Linked DNA regions of Homo sapiens: region 2 is linked to region 1. A link is a loop called in an ENCODE intact Hi-C map of the cell type or tissue named here. Cell type or tissue: HCT116. All regions are shown on one strand. Links, peaks and the distances in the headings refer to the core of each region. The heading gives the core; the rest is flanking DNA. Region 1 has its middle 35 kb from the start of KRT80. Region 2 overlaps KRT82 (keratin 82).

Region 1 (8,325 bases), core at 20-8,019:
CTGTAATCCCAACACTTTGGGAGGCTGAGGCAGGCAGATCACGAGGTCAGGAGATCGAGACCATCCTGGCTAACACCATGAAACCCCATCCCTACTAAAAAAAAATACAAAAAATTAGCTGGACGTGGTGGCACACACCTGTAATCCCAGCTACTCAAGAGGCTGATGCAGGAGAATCGCTTGAACCTGGGAGGCGGAGGTTGCAGTGAGCGGAGATTACGCCATTGCACTCCAGCCTGGGCGACAATGTGAGCCTCTGTCTCAAAAGAAAAAAAAGAATAAAAAAAGCATGTTTGGGTGAGAGCACTAAGCATATAGCCAAGTGACCATTTGCTAAAGTGATTAATATGGATAAAAGGAAGCCAGGTTCTATTCATCAAGACAATGGGGGAATGAACCTGAAGGCATTTAGGAGATCTTCAAGGCAAACCAGGAGCTTGAGGGCAAGGTTTCCAGAGAGCTGCCCAAGGGAAATCAGCATTCACTGCCCCATCCACCTCAAGACTCTGCTCCCCGATTTCCAGTGCAGTGCCCCTTGGCTGTCCCAGCCATGGCTCAAGCAGGTCCAGGTGCAGTTTGACCCACCACTCCAGAAGGTACAAGCTGTAAACCTTGGTGGCATCCCTGTGATGCTAATTCTGCAGGTGGGCAGAATATAAAAACTGTGGGGCCTTGGCAGCCTCCACCTGGATTTCAAATGATGTCATCGACAGCCTGAGGGCCCAGACAGAGACTTTTCACAGGGGCAGAGCCACCAGAGAGAGTTCCTGCCAGGAATGCCTAGTGGAGCCATGGGAGCGAGGCCACCTCAGAGACCCCAGAACTGTAGACTACCAATGTGCCACTCCAGCCCGGGAGAGCTGCTGCATGGGCTGAGTTCAGCAAAGCTGTGGGAACTGGCTTTCCCAACCCTTTGGGGGCCCAAATCCCTCAGTGTAGGAAGCACATGGAGTGAAAGATTATCCTGGAGTCTTAAGTTGTAATGTTGGCTGGGCACGGTGGCTCATGCCTGTAGTCCCAGCACTTTAGGAAGCCAAGGTGGGCAGATCACCTGAGGTCAGGAGTTCAAGACCAGCCTGGCCAATATGGCAATACCCTGTCCCTACTAAAAATACAAAAATTAGCTGGGCGTGGTGGTGCACACCTGTAATCCCAGCTATTTGGGAGGCTGAGCTAGGAGAATCGCTTGAACCCAGAAGGCGGAGGTTGCAGTGAGCTAAGATTGTACCACTGCATTTCAGCCTAGGGAACAGAGCTAGACTCCGTCTCAAAAAAAAAAAAAGATGAATGTTGTCTGCCATGTTGGGTTTTGGAATTGCTTGGGGCCTATTACCCCTTTCTTCTTGCCTATTTCTCCTTTTGGGATGTGAACGTCTGTCCTATGCCTGTCACACCATTGTATTTTGGAAGTAGATCACTTGTTTTTATGTCACAGGCTCACAGATGGAGGGGAATGTGCTCCAGGGTGAATGATAACTTCAGTCTCTCTATGTATGATTTAGATTTAGACTCTAGACTTTGGACTTTTGAGTTGATGCTGAAACAAGTTAAGACTTTCAGGGCCATTGGGATGGAATGAACGTATTTTGCATAGGAGAAGGACATGAATTTTAGAGGCCAGGGGTAGAATGCTATGGTTTGAGTGTGTCCCACAAATTCATGTATTAGAGCTTAATTCCCAATGCAGCATGTTGAGAGGCAGGATGTTTAAGAGGTGATTAGGTCATGGGGGCTCTACTGTCATGAATGAATTTATGTTACTGCAGGAATGGGTTTGTTATAAAAATGAGTTTGGGCCGGGCACGATGGCTCACACCTGTAATCCCAGCACTTTTGGAGGCCGAGGTGGGTGGATCATGAGGTCAGGAGATCGAGACCATCCTGCTAACACAGTGAAACCCCATCTCTACTAAAAATACAAAAAAATTAGCCGGGCGTGGTGGTGGGCGCCTGTAGTCCCAGCTACTTGGGAGGCTGAGGCAGGAGAATGGCGTGAACCTGGGAGGTGGAGCTTGCAGTGAGCCGAGATTGCACCACTGCACTCCAGCCTGGGCGACAAAGCGAGACTCCGTCTCAAAAAAAAAATGAGTTTGGCCTTCTCTTGTTCTCTGTCATGCACTGTATCCCATGTGATGCCTTCTGCCATGTCATGATGCAGCAAGAAGCCATCAGGCCATCACAAAATGCAGCCCCATGATCTTGGACTTCCCAGCCTCCAGAACCATGTGCCAAATAAACTTCTATTGTTTATAAAGTACCCAGTCTATAGTCTTCAGTTATAGCAGCACAAAAGGGACTAACATCCCCAGGCCCCTAGCCCCCAAAAGGTTATGCCAGCATCAACTCAACTGCAGCCTTTAAATCGTGCCCCCCCAACCCCCGACCCATCATTAGCCCCCGTCAGGAAGAGGGGTGTGCCACTGCAAGGCCAGCACTCAACATTCACTTGACAAACATGCATTGACAAATATTTATTGATACTTACGATGTGCCAGGCACATTCTAGGCCCTGGGGATACAGCTGTGAACAAATCTGCCCAAATCCCAGCCCACATGGAGTTTATGTTCTCATGGGAAGAAAAAAACAAGGAAGAAATATATTCATGTAAAAGACATAGCTGACTAGACGTTGATAAAAAGTGCTATGGAGAAAACTAAAGCAGAAAGAGCATAGGGAATGTTGAGAGTAGGGTGATTAATAGGGAGGTCAGGAAAAGCCTCACTAAGAAAGGAACATTTTGGCCAGGCGCAGTGTCTCACGCCTGTAATCCCAGCACTTTGGCCGGCCAAGGCGGGTGGAACACCTGAGGTCAGGAGTTCGAGACCAGCCTGGCCAACATGGTGAAACCCCGTCTCTACTAAAAGTACAAAAAAATTAGCTGAGTGTGGTGGCAGGTGCCTGTAGTCCCAGCTACTGGGGAGGCTGAGGCAGGAGAATCACTTGAACCCAGGAGATAGAGGTTACAATGAGCTGAGATTGAACCACTGCACTCCACCCTGGGTGACAGAGTGAGACTCCATCTCAAAAAAAAAAAAAACAAGAGATGAAGAAACAAGCCACGCAGAAGCCTGGGGAAGACCATTCCAGGAAGAGAGAATAGCAAGGCCAGAGGCCCAGAGGCAGAACAGCAAGGGCAAAGGCCCGGAGGCAGAACCTGCCTATCATGTTTGAGGACTTGCGAGGAGGGATGAGGGGAGAGGCGGGGGGTTCAGCCTACACTAGGCCTCAGGGGCCACTGTTGAACCTCAGCTTTGACTGAATGAGATGGAGGGTTTGGATCTGACCTCTGCAGTAAGAGGCAGGGGACCACAGCAGTACCATAATATCTGGACTTTTCTCAGCCTGCATTTGATAAGCAATAAAAGAGGAAAGGGCCTTCCCTGCCAGTCTCTGCCTTTTGTCCCATAATTTCCACTTCAAATAATCAAATGGGGGGAATAGTGATCATTTTGTATCCCAAGTATCCTAAGATACTCCCCCCGTTAGAATGTTAGCTCCCTAGCAGTGGCAGGAGCCACTGAGTGTGACTTGATCATTACCATATCCCCAGCGCCTTGCAGTGGACCTGGCACTTAGTAGATGCTTGGAGAAATGTGCAGACATACCAATGACGGAGGCTCTGGCAACCTCTCATAACCTCCAGGGTGACGTTGCGTGTCCAGGCCTGAGCTGGACACCTGGAAGACATTGCCCCATTCAGGAGAGCTCAGGTCACCCAGAGGCAACGCTGAAGTCAGACCTTGAGCGTGCCTGACTCTAGAGCCCTTGCCTTCCTTCCCCTCCTCACTGTCACCAAGAGCCAACACCCCCTGCCTCCAGAGGGACATGCAGGCCAGTGTGGTCACTCTCACCTCCCTCCGGCTCATTGGGCCCGGAATGTTCTCAGAGGGTGAGGGATTGTCCCTGTGTCTGTCCTTCTGAGGGTCTGTGAGTCTGTTGGAGAGGGCCTGTCCCTCTGGGGAGGATGTGTATATCTGGCCCTCTGGGAGTCTGCCCCTCATGTTGCAAAGTTCATGTTCCTCCACCCTTTCCCCGCAGGTGGGTCTGTGCCCGTGGTTCAGCCCTACCCTCCCCACTCCCATTCCCACCTGCTTGTTCCATGGCTCCCCACCATCTGCAGGCTCTGAGCGCCCCCTGCTGACCACTGCCTCATCTGCACCTCCACGCCCAATGGGGAACCAGATACCTATGGCCTGGGGTCTGGGACAGTGCAAAGAGCTGTTCCTGGGGCGAGGTGAGAGGATCGCTTGAGCTCAGGGGTTCGAGACAAGCCTGGGCAATATAGTGAGACCCCATCTCTATCTAAAAATAAAAATAAAAAATAAGAAAGAGGTAAGTACAGGGGGCAGGATTAGCCTCCTTGAGGCCTCTACCCCTGACTGGGGGCTGAAAAACACCTAGGCCCGCCTCCACACCTGGCCTTAATCTCTTTCATCCCATCCGCCACCTTCCTATTCAACACTCATCCCTGCCAATCCTACCTCTCCCCAAGCGCCCCTCCTTCGAAGTCCCTGTACCACCAGCAAGGCCATCACACATCCTGCTGTGACACTGACTCAGTGGGACTGACATGCAAATAGATTCCACACATGTGGTGAGTCAGGAGCCTGAGAAGGGGACACAGGCTGAGTGAACTGGAGTGAGGTCAGCCTTTGGAGATGACCACATATACCTGGGGACATGGCTATCTGCAGATATGAACACACATATGCACAGCCTATGCACACACCTACTCACAAATGCAGGCACACTGTGCACAAGCATATGTTCTTATGCATATGTTCACATGTGCACACATACAACACATACATGTGTACCCAACATACGTGCATTGTGCAAACATAAGTGCAAATGGACATCTGTGTGCACACCTCCATCCCTGGGCGGAGACATCCACGCCTACATGCAGGTGTCCTCAACAGGCGCAGGCAGACTGAGGCCCACCATCAAAGCACACATCCGCACATGTGCATACACATAGCCCTTGATCAGTGCTCACATGCACACACGTCCACAGGTGCCAGGAGTATAACTGGACTGAAGTCAGACAGACCTCAATTTGAACCCTGACCTGGCTTTATCACTCAGTTGCTCTGTGACCCTGAGCATCTGCAACTTTCAGAGCCTCAGTTTCCCCACCTGTAAAACTGGGTAATAAGGATGCCTGCCTATAGGGTTGGGAAGATTAAAGGAGACAATACATGGAGCAGACCTGCAACACAGACCTGCAACACAGCTAATGCCAGCAAGCATTAGCTGGCAGAACCCCAGCCTCAGACCTGTATATAACTGTGACTATAAAGTAATGAGAAGGGTCCCCTCTGGGGCGTGAGTCCCCCAGCACAGGCACACACATACACATGCACACACACACACACACACACACACACACACAGAGGCTGCTCTGTGTTTCTGCTGTTTACAAAGCTGCCTAGCTACGACCTGAGATCAGGAGCATGTGGGCTCACTTGGGAGCCCCACCCTTCCTCCCCAGCCTGTCAGAACAGGGCCTAGCGGGGAATCCTGCATTCCTCCTCCTCTTGGCTACAGCCTTTAGGGGTACAAAATGGAGGCCTTGGAGTCCTACTTCCCCCAGGCCCCCCCATAGGCTTTGCCCTTTTGCAGTGGATTGTGGCTGCTTTAAGGAGCTCCCTGAGATTGGGGGAGACTAGGGTCCCCCTGGAGGCTCTCCAGCCTGCCTGACAGTCCTCTCCTCAGCTCCATCCCCCTACAAGCCCGTGGCTGCTAAGACCATGTTTCTGGTGGAGGGAGGCCCACGGTGTCCCACCACATACTCTCCCCATGACCTCCTGGAAAAAGGAAGATGGCCAGTGTCCTCCTCTCCCGAGGATGCTAAGTCCCCTTGCAAAACCCTGCCCTGACAGGCCACTGCTGCCCCAACCCCCATGGCCACCCCAGTGCCTAAGCACTGAGGGAGAGGAGTTCCCTGTCGTGTACTCAGAGTGGAGAATAACTTGAGCTGATAAGCTAACTCTGAAGACCTTCCAGGGGATCAGGGATAGCCACATGGCCCCACGTAGTTTCAAGGTCAACCCTCGAAAGTGTAGCTTTCTGGCTGGGTGCAGTGGCTCATGCCTGTAATCCTAGCACCTTGGGAGGCCGAGGCAGGTGGATCACCTGAGGTCAGGAGTTCGAGACCAGCCTGGCCAACATGGTGAAACTCCATCTCTACTAAAAATACAAAAAATTAGCCAGGTGTGTTGGCCCACACCTGTAATCCCAGTTACTTGGGAGGCTGAAGCAGGAGAATCATTTGAACCCAGGAAGTGGGGGCTGCAGTGAGCCAAGATCACACCGCTGCACTCCAGCCTGGGTGACAAAGTGAGATTCCATCTCCAATAAAAAAAAAAAAAAAATTGTAGCTTTCAGCTGGGAGCAGCTCATGCCTGTGTGTGATCCCAGCACTTTGGGAGGCCAAGGCAGGTGGATGGCTTTGAGCACAGGAGTTCAAGACCAGCCTGCGCAACATAGTGAAACGCCATCTATACAAAAAATACAAAAATTAGCCGGACATGGTGGCATGTGCCTGTAGTCCCAGCTACTCAGGAGGCTGAGGTAGGAGGATGGCTTGAGCCTGGGAGGCAGAGGTTGCAGTGAGTGGAGATCGTGCCACTGCACTCCATCCTGGGTGACAGAGTGAGACCCTATCAAAAAAGAAAAGAAGGTGTAGTTTTCAGACACCAAACACTCGACCTATCAAGCCTCAAAAGGCTAATATGGGTCCCTTCCCCTTACCTGACCTTACCCCAAGCAGAAGAGAAACACAAACTTGTGCCTGTTCTGGTACTGCCTGGCCTGGCCTCTCCTACCTGATGTCTCTGAGGGGAAGTTGGGGCACGTTGGAGCCTGGAGGAACAGCAGAAATTGCTGCCATACTTAGCAGACAATGATCCCCTTCCTTTAGTCCTCTGAAAACTAAACCAGCCAAAAAGTAGCTGGTACAGCCCAGGTAGGCCCATCCCCTCCCATTTCCCTCCAAAATAGGTCAGGGCCACCTCACACCTCAGGTTTGGGGATATAGTGGGTAGCACAGGCATCCTCCAGGGGGTAACATACTAAAACCATGAATGTCACCTACCCCTCATTTTACAGATGGAGAAACTGAGGTCCAGAGAGAGGAAGGGCCTTGCTCTAAGCCGCACAGCCTGTCAACCAACAGAGCAGGACTTTAAACCAGGAGCTGGACCTCCTGACCCCTCCCCACAGTTTTTGGAGACGGTCAGGACTCAGGTGACCCTCGAACTCTGAGCGTTGCCCTATGTCCTAGCACTGCCCCGCTGGTGGAGAAGAAAGGGAAAGAGGGGATATACCAGTGGAAACAGCTGATGCCCTCTGTCAAGGAGCAGGCTGAGGGGGACCTTCCCCCAGGGCTGAGCCTTAGGGTTAGTGGGATTTACATTGCCCAGACAAGGTCTCTTCTGGAACTTCGAAGCCCAGACCATGGCCAGGAGAGTGTCACTGGTATGGCCACAGCCAGACCTGGGCTTGGGAAGGGGACCCTGAACATATTCTGAGACACACACCCTCTCTTTGCCGTTTCAAACCAACCCAAAAAATGTGGAGATAGGGAAAGGGGAAGAGAGCACTATGCTGGGAGTCAAGGGCCCTGGTTCTCGTCCTGCTTCTGCCGCTAACTTGCTGGAGGAACTTGAGCCTCAGTTTACCCATCTGTCAGACAGAAATGAAGTTTGCACTCCCCTCCCCCCACCACCCTCCTATGCTGCCAGAGCCTGCCCTTCATGGCCTCAGTCTCTCCCTCCAAATGCCAGGAATGTGCCTCCCACTCCCCTCTCTGTCCTGGCCCTGCGGGTCAAGGGCAGGGTCAGCAGAGGCTGAGGGGTGAGCCACTCTCCAGCCCCTTCCAGGCTGCCCATGGCCCCGGCTTCCCCTCAGAGACACCAGGCAGGGGAGGCCAGGCCAGGCAGTACCAGAACAGGCCAAAGTTTGTGTTTCCTTCTCAGTCTCCCACCTTCCACCCACTCACCTAGCCTGGGAGCCATGGGCAGCCATGGGATGAAGCTGGGGCCCCAAGAGGCCCGTTCCTGAGGAGCCTTGCCCTGGGGGGCTGCCAGTCTGATAAGGGAGGTGCCTGACGTCATAAGCCTTACCTACTGATCAACACCACAGTGCTTCGAAGTAGGATCATCACTCTCTTTTTTGTTTTGTTTTATTGGGATTTTGCGTTTTTTCGGAGACGGGGTCTCAGTATGCACAAGCTGGAGTGAAACTCCTGGGCTCAAAGGATCCTCGTGTCTGAGCCCCCCAAGTAACTGGGACTGCAGGTATCACTCTCTCAACAGATG
Region 2 (8,325 bases), core at 190-8,189, 240 kb before region 1:
CAGGCCTGTCATCAGGGTGCCAGGGCGCCCAGCAGTTTTTACCTGCAGACTCACTGGAAGTGCTCCTGTAGGCAGCGTTCAGTAAACACTAATTGGTTTTACTGAACTGTAATGATGGCAAAGAGGGCTCTAAGCTTCGAGGCGTGGGAGGAGGCTAGTGGCATGGGGTGGCTACTAATGGTAGAGCAGAAACAGTGATTAAGATGGCCTCAGACTTAATAATTAGGGGCTTGCTTGGAGGGCAGGGGGGCCCTAAGGGTAATTAGATTTAACAAATATCATCATCTCAGCCTCTCCTGCCCTGCCTGTGAAAGGCGCCATGCATGCATGCACTCATTGGTCCACTCATTCAACACTGTGTATTCAGCATCAACCACGTGCCAAGCACAGTTCTAGAAGCTGGAGACACAGCAGGGAACAGAACAGACACTAGTCCCTGCCTTCATGTCGCTTTCATTCCAGAGACAAGCTGGGTTCCAGGGTAGGGTTGGAGGGGCAGGGTGATGGATGATAAACAAGGCACATAAGTGCAGTGGATGTATGTTAGACTGTGATACCAAGTGCTAGGAAGCAAATAAACCAGGGGAAGGGTAGGGAGTGTTGGAGTGCAGTTTCAATTAGGGTGGCCAGCAAGGATGTGCTTCCCAAACCAAAACACCAGCTAGCAGGAAGTGATTGCAAAGGTGGAGCAGCAGGTAAAGGGAGTTTGATGACAGAGGGAACAAATTGTGTCACAAAGGCAAAGGTGTTGTCATTTGATCTAATCTTGAAGGACAAATAAGATTCAAAGGGGAGATGGGGGGAGGGTGTGCCAGGCTGAGCAGCAGGTGCTAGGACACAGCAGCAGAAATTGAGGGGCCTGGAGTGCCATGTGCTGTGGAGATCGGGCTGGAGGGGTAGCTTGAGGCCAGGTCACAGCATCTGCAGGGCTGTGCTAAGTCATTTGGCTTTGTTCTGAAGGCAGTGGGTGCCACTGCCCAGGGAGTGCCCAAAGTGATGCTCTGCCCATTTTCTGGAGCTCCATGGTGGTTGGAAGTATGAAAACTTGAAATGGAGTCAGCTCCTGGTGAACCTGTCTGTGACCCACCCACGGCCAGGTTTCACTCTGGCTGGCCCTTCCTCTGGTTGCCCCTGGCAACAACCATCAGCCATGTTGGGTTCAGGATTACAACCACCTCATTTTCCCATCCTGCTAAGTCAGAATCTTAGAGAAAATTCTATTAGTTGAAGATTGCATTTGGCTACCAGGATCAGAAATTCTAAAAAAAAAAAAAAAAGTTAAAATTGAATTTTTACTTTTTTCTAAAGTAGCTTGAAGTACAAAATAGACTGCCCAGGATGACACAGAGATTCTGTGACATCATCAGGGACCCAGGATCCTTTGAGTTCACCATTCTGCCATCTGTAATACATGCTCCATCCTCTTGGTTGCCTCATGTTCCAAGAAAGCTGCAGCACCTCCAATCTCACATGCTTACGCCTGGCAGCAAGGAGAACAGAGGCAAAAAAAGCCAACTGGGTCATTCCCCCCTTTAAAGAGCTTACCCAGAAGCCCTACCCAGCCATGGTCATAGATCTCATTGATTGGAAGACTGAGAAATATTCTCTTATCTGGGCTCATTGTTACCCTAAATAAAAGCAGTGTTCTATTTGGTTCTGGGTTTTTTCTGTTGCTGTTATTTTTGTTTTTTGTTTGTTTGTTTATTTTGAGATGGAGTCTTGCTCTATTGCCCAGGCTAGAGTGCAGTGAGTGGTGCAATCTCGCCTCACTGCAACCTCTGCCTCCCAGGTTCAAGTGATCCTCCTGCCTCAGCCTCCCAAGTAGCTGGGATTATAAGCATGCACCACCATACTCAGCTAATTTGTGTATTTTTAGTAGTGATGGGGTTTCACCATGTTGGCCAGGCTGGTCTTGAACTCTTGACCTCAAATGATCTGCCCGCCTCAGCCTTCCAAAATGCTGGCATTACAGGTGTCAGTCACTGAGCCCAGCCAGGGGTTCTGTTTTAAGAAGAGGACAATGGATATTTACTAGGCAACTGCAGACTTTCCTACTGTAACCAAATAACAAAAGAGCCAATGAGTGTGATTATGTGCTTATCTCTCATTTTGCATTTTCTATATAATATGCTCCCACTCACTATCAGAAAATCTAAAGTCAGCTAATTTTTTAAAACTTACAAATGTAATCTGTACACACTACTATTCAGAAATTGGATTCAGAGTGCAAAGGTTTTTATAAAAAAGTGTTACCTCAAGGTAGGACATAAATTGCATTTTGTTTTTTTTATTGTTTTTGTGGAAAACATACAAATGTTCTCATCCTGATGGGCAGACCCATCCTAATGGGCAGTCCTTGGTCTGTTAGGCAACCCAGGCTGAGCACAGAAACCCCTTCCAAGTTCCAGAGGCATATCTAAAAGGGAGGGAGCCCTCAGGTGAACTTGGGCTCTGGGACAGAGAAAAGGACCAGACACAGAACAGCTCAACAGAGGAGGGGATCTCAGAGGCTGGAGAAAAATCTAACAAGCCTGGAGCTGGGGATGGGGTGAGATGGGAATCAGGAACAGCCCACATAAAGGACCCAAAATTGCCCAGAAGCGGAAGAAGGTAAAGGAGCAGAACCAGTATGAGAACCAGAGAACACCTGAACTAGGAAGTCACGGGAGAAAAGACTGGGAACAGTGAGAAAAGAGGCTAGGAGATGCCATCTTGTGGGGCCTGGGGCTCTGACCTCTCTGTCCTGGCAGTATGAGGAGCTGAGAGTCACAGCTGGGAACCACTGTGACAACCTCCGCAACCGTAAGAACGAGATCCTGGAAATGAATAAACTGATCCAGCGGCTGCAGCAAGAAACCGAGAATGTCAAAGCCCAGGTGAGGCTGGGGAGGACTTCCTTGCTGCAACAGCCATCCTGGGCTGACTGGCCAGTCTGTGCCGTGCAGGGCGGGTTCAATCCTTGCTGTGAGTGCCATTGAAGAGGGAATAAACTTGTGCTGCCTTGCTCAAGCAGAAGCAAGCCCTTTCTACCAAAGGGCTGACCCACAGCAGGATGAGCAGCCACAGGAAATAGTCAGGTCCCCAACAGAAACGAGGTGACCAATGTCAAAGATGAGAAGCAAGGATGCTTCACTAGGTGCAAGTATAGAAAAGATGCACTCCACGGTCCCTTCAGACCCAAAGACTGTGATTCTATGATCCTGAAATTCAAGGTGACTCTCAGTTGTTCATAAAATCAGACCCACTCCATTCTCCTGGGCTAGGGAAGACCAGCTGGGCATTTAAAACATATTAACCCCACAGAAATTTCTCAGCATACTTAAGAGGAAAATCCCCGCTCTCTTGGAGGTATTTTAGACAGAAAACCCATCCCAGTTCCCTGGAGGAACCAGATGTCGCAATCCTAGGATGAAGCTCGCAAATGTGAGCCTGGCACGTAGCCACCCCCGTGTTCTCTCTGCTCTTCTGCGAGTCTGGCTTGGGGCTCCAGGGCCCCCAGTGATGCTTTTCTGCGCCCCTCCCACAGCGCTGCAAACTTGAGGGTGCCATAGCTGAGGCAGAGCAGCAGGGCGAGGCGGCTCTCAATGATGCCAAGTGCAAGCTGGCAGGGCTGGAGGAGGCTCTGCAGAAGGCCAAGCAGGACATGGCCTGCCTGCTCAAGGAATATCAGGAGGTGATGAACTCCAAGCTGGGCCTGGACATCGAGATCGCCACCTACAGGCGCCTGCTGGAGGGTGAAGAGCACAGGTGAGCTCCTCCAGGAGGGGGTCAAAGATGGGCTACCAGGTATGGCCATTACCCAGCCCTCTGGTGGCGGCTGCTAGTATCTCTCACCCCGTCCCCTACCCACATTCATTGAAAACCCACAGCAGCACATGGTCCACAATGAGGGCGGGAGCGGGGAGATGCTGCATTTACCTGCATCTGTTTGATGTAGATACCTGTTTTCTTTTTCCTCTCATCCCCAGGCTGTGCGAAGGCATCGGGCCCGTGAATATCTGTAAGTAGATGAGCCATGCCCCACTGGCTCTGGAGTCTTGGGGGTTGATCACCCCAACACAGGCAGCCCACACCACCCCTTCCTAGACCTCTGATGCCTCCCCTACCCCAAAGGAAGAGCTCTGTCTGCCGTGAGCTCCCAGGCTGGTGGAAAGGGCTATCCAAATCTTTTGGGAGTCAGACTAGGAGCAGATTTGCAACAACATGGTCCAAGTGCTTCAGGGCCCAGAAGCCACAAATAACCACCCTGACAAGAGGATGCTCTTCTAGAGGAAGAGGATTTGAAGCAAGCTTAGGAAGGAGGGACCAGTAGAAACTGAGAAATGGTGAAGCTGAATCCAGCCTGGCCTTGCCCAGGCTCTAGGGAAAGGAGAGAGGTGCATGGGGACCTTGCAAGCACTTTATGTGGCTAGGGTGGGAGACGCGGAGGCTGGAGGCTGGAATGGGGTGTCTGTAGAGGTGAGTGGCAGGAGGTGGGAGGAATGGCCTGGCTGAGTAGTTTCAGGGCAGTACACTGAGAGCCACACCGTGTGGGGCCCTGAGCACCCCTTCCTGTTCCCACAGCAGTGAGCAGCTCCAAAGGCGCCTTCCTGTACGAGCCATGTGGGGTCAGCACGCCTGTCCTCAGCACTGGCGTCCTCAGGAGCAATGGGGGCTGCAGCATCGTGGGCACTGGTGAACTCTATGTCCCCTGCGAGCCCCAGGGGCTACTGAGCTGTGGGAGCGGGCGGAAATCCAGCATGACGCTAGGAGCTGGGGGCAGCTCCCCCAGCCACAAGCATTAGCATGATCCGAGACATCCAGGAGACAGAGCCCCTGCCCCATGGCCCTGGATGTCACACTCCCACCAGGGCTGAAGACAAGGATGTTCCAAAACCCCACCTCCCTTTATTGACTCCACATTCCCCTCCAGTGTTCCCTCCTTGAGAGCTGAGCTGCCCCTAGGACCCCTCCTTTGCCTCATGAGTCACCTTCCACTCACCTGTGTGCAGACCCTCAGCTAGGCCCAGATGGTGGGGACAGACGGCAGAGAAAGAGCATGCATTGCTCTTAACCGCAGAATGGCAATAACCCCCAAAAGGTCAAATGGGCACACCACAGTTCTGCTCTGTGGATCATCCCATGGAAGTTTCCTCACAAAGTCAGCTCCTCTCCCACCACAGGCTCACACTGCCCTTACTTTAGGCTCTCATGCCCCTAAGAAAAGTGAATTTCCTTTAACACCGCCTGAAACATGCACACTGCAAATATCAAAAGGAGACACCCCCAAATCCCACTCTAAATTCCAAAGCCAAGTGCCACGATTTCAGGATCAGTCAGGACCTGCCAATGTCCTCTCAGCACAGAGAATCAAGAGGTGGCCTTTGGGCAGTAGATTTACTTTCTCAGGTATGTTGAACCCAAACTGTGAGAATAAATCTTTCTCCTGAGCTCACATTGGCAGGTGATGTCAGGCCAATGCCTAGAACAAAGGGCAAAGGGATATGGAATGTTTACTGGACAGTTGGAAAACCAAAAACAGATACCATTTTCTCAATGGAATCAGTTCCCCCTCCACCCATCCCCTTCTGTACATAGCCGCCCCTTCCTGTTCCCCAACCCTTTAGCTCCTTTTGCTTTGAGTCTGATATGACAGTGATGTGGGGCTGCCCCAGCTGACTTGGAGGCCCTGGCTCAGGAGCTCATAGATGGAGGAGGTGTGGGCTGACTACCTCCCAGAAGCCCCTCATGCCAAGCCTGTCCCACTGGGGCTCCAGGGCCTCTGCCCTGAACATCTGGGCTTCTGTTCAAAATAAACCTACTCTGTTCATGGATTATAGCAATCAGGATTATTTACTCTGCTCTGTGGAAAGTGTGATAAGGCTGAGGGGGAACTGGTGAGCAGCTTTTTGGGACTGGAGTCTTCGGAACAGAAATGAAGACTATTATACAAACAGAAACACTACATGTAAATAATTTGCAAATTGCCTGTGGAAGAAATAGGGCTCTATACAAATCACACTTAAAACCTGCACGTCACACCCCAATGGTTTGCAAGTCACTTGCCATGTTAAAAGCCACAAGCCCATTGCACACAGGCCTCCTCACTACATGGTGTCCTATACACATCCTAGAGAAAATCCTTGGGGTCCTCTATTGTGTCTAGACTTAGCAGCCCCCAAGCCCTAGGCTCTGTCCCTATCCCGAACCATTCTCAGTGCCTGGATACCCCCAGCTCCAGGAAAGCAGTGAAGATGGTGGCAGCCCATGGAGTGAGGAGGACCAGGACACTCCAGTCTCCTCTCCCCATTTAGAGAGCCCAAGACCTGGAGATTTGGCGGCGGTGCTTCCACCCTCTGTGAGGCCTCAGTCCCCTTTCCTCTGCCTCACCGACCCCCTGAAACAGCCCCTCCTGGGGGGTGCTTTCCCCCTTATGGCTCCCCTCTCCTGAGAGTTGGGATGACTCCCCACTCTCCCCAAAGAGCACCCATGCTGCGCCAAGCCCTGCATTAGAGGCTGGTGCTGCAGAATTGACTAAGACTCCCTCTTAACCTTGGAAGGACGCTCAGCCTCCCGGAGAGAAGATTCATAAATAATGAGGGCCAAACAGCATGGGAGCCCCAAGAAGCAGCTCACGACTGCCTGGCGAGGGTCAGAGACAGGATCACAGGGAAGACTGTATGGACAGGGGCTGAAGGGAAGTCTAGAGTCAGATCTGAGAGCAAGCATAGTCAGCAGAACCCATTCCTTCACATTCTCATTGGCTCATTCTGCATCTCTCAAGCACCTGCTATGGGGCTGGCTACCCAGGGCCTGGAGACTCAGTGCGGAATGAGACAGCCCTGGTCACGGCCAGTTTACCCCATAAAGCGCAGTAGACACTGTATGTGGGGCCGATGGTAGAGAATGTAAGATGGGGCAGCCACTGTGGAAGACAGCCTGGCAGTTCCTGAGCGTGGTCCCCACAGAGGTACAAGGTGAGTCAGCACTATCACTCTTAGGCATACATCCAAGAGAGATAGAAACCTATGTCCATGCAGAAACATGCCCGTGAAAGTTTATCACATTACTCCTAATAACTAAAATGTGGAAACAACACTGTGTAGACATGTCACAGTGTCTATCCAAAATATGGCACACCTACACAATGGAATATTCTCTGCCATATAAAGGAGTCCTGTGCTGATACATGCTACAGCATGGATGAACCTTGGAAACATTATGCAAAGTGAAAGAAGCCAGTCACGAAAGGCCACCTATTTTACAATTCCATTTGTATGAATGTCCAGAATATGGGAATCCACAGAGAAAGCAGAGCTGTGGCTGCTTAGGGCTGGAAGGAGGAGAATACAGAGCTTAGGGGAGTCATAGAAGCCACAGCTAAAGGTTGCTTTGGCCCGGTGTGGTGGCTGCACCTGCAGTCCCAGCCACTTGGGAAGCTGAAGCAGGAGGATCACTTGAGCCCAGAAGTTCAAGATTGCAGTGAGCTATAATCGCACCACTGCACTCCAGCCTGGGTGACAGAGCAAGACCTTGTCGCTTAAAAAACATTTTTTTTTTATAAAAAATAAAGGTTTCTTCTGGGGTGATGAAAATGTTCTAAAATTGGCTGTATTGATGGTTGCACACTCTAAAAGCCATTGACTCTTACATTTTAAATGAATGAATTATATACAGTAATAGCAATTATATCTCAGTAAGGCTATTTTTTTTAAATGGGGCCTTGGCCGCATGCCCCATGGGCTTACAGCCTACCGGGAAATACAGACCGGGGACACAAAATTACAGCTGTGAGGACTGTTGTGATGGTGGCAGAGCAGAAGGCCATGGGGACAGAACTGAGAGTCCCACCTTAGTCCTGAGGCTCTGGAAGCTCCCAGGAGGAGGGGCAGGCAAGCCTGAGTCCTGGAGGCCCACGGGACTGTCTGGGCAGGATGCCAGCAGCAGGCTCCAGGCTGGGGCATCACAGCTGCCAGCTGGGCACGCAGCACATGGCTGGGGCCTGTGAGTGTGATTCCGGGGATGCACATCCACATGCTGGGAAAGAGAGAAGGAAATGATGGATCTGAGAGCCTTGTTCCCACTTGAAGCCTCGTCTCTCTGGACCTGGGCCTGGATCCAGCTCCACTCCCTGCTGAGGACTAATTCAGAGCACCCTAGAGCCAGAGTGACCCTCCGCCCTGTAGTCAGCAAACAGATTCCAAGGAGACTGGCCACCCCATCTCACAGATGGCTGCTCGAGGCCCAGGAAACGGCCCACCTTGGTGTTGGGACTGAGCTAAGAATGAAGCAGAAGAGGGAAGGAAGACTCCCCCCACTGCGGTGAGGTAGGCTCGGGGCCTGGTA

The links. Peaks named below come from ENCODE experiments on the same cell type or tissue, not always from the same donor. Only the 100,000 strongest peaks of a DNase experiment are listed, where the experiment ranks them.
Region 2: a loop joins it to region 1, with 5 times the contacts of the local background. A loop is called at or near these places in 2 of 110 quality-filtered maps.

Annotation. Positions count from the first base shown.
Region 1 is chr12:52,152,764-52,161,088 of GRCh38, reverse strand. No RefSeq gene overlaps it. Among named protein-coding and RNA genes, the nearest start is that of KRT80, 35 kb to the left of the region's middle. In HCT116, for the core only: a CTCF peak has its summit at 4,135 (motif pointing left); a DNase peak (open chromatin) is centred at 4,144; H3K4me3 peaks cover 119 bases; H3K27ac peaks cover 996 bases.
Region 2 is chr12:52,391,434-52,399,758 of GRCh38, reverse strand. It overlaps KRT82 (keratin 82), which reads left to right. Exons shown (of 9, transcript NM_033033.4): 6 at 2,751-2,876; 7 at 3,527-3,747; 8 at 3,969-4,000; 9 at 4,564-5,828. The coding sequence ends at 4,784. Among named protein-coding and RNA genes, the nearest start is that of KRT84, 9.9 kb to the right of the region's middle. RefSeq lists enhancers at 3,265-3,434, 3,557-4,058. In HCT116, for the core only: CTCF peaks have their summits at 1,489, 3,563 and 3,767 (motif pointing left); a DNase peak (open chromatin) is centred at 3,768.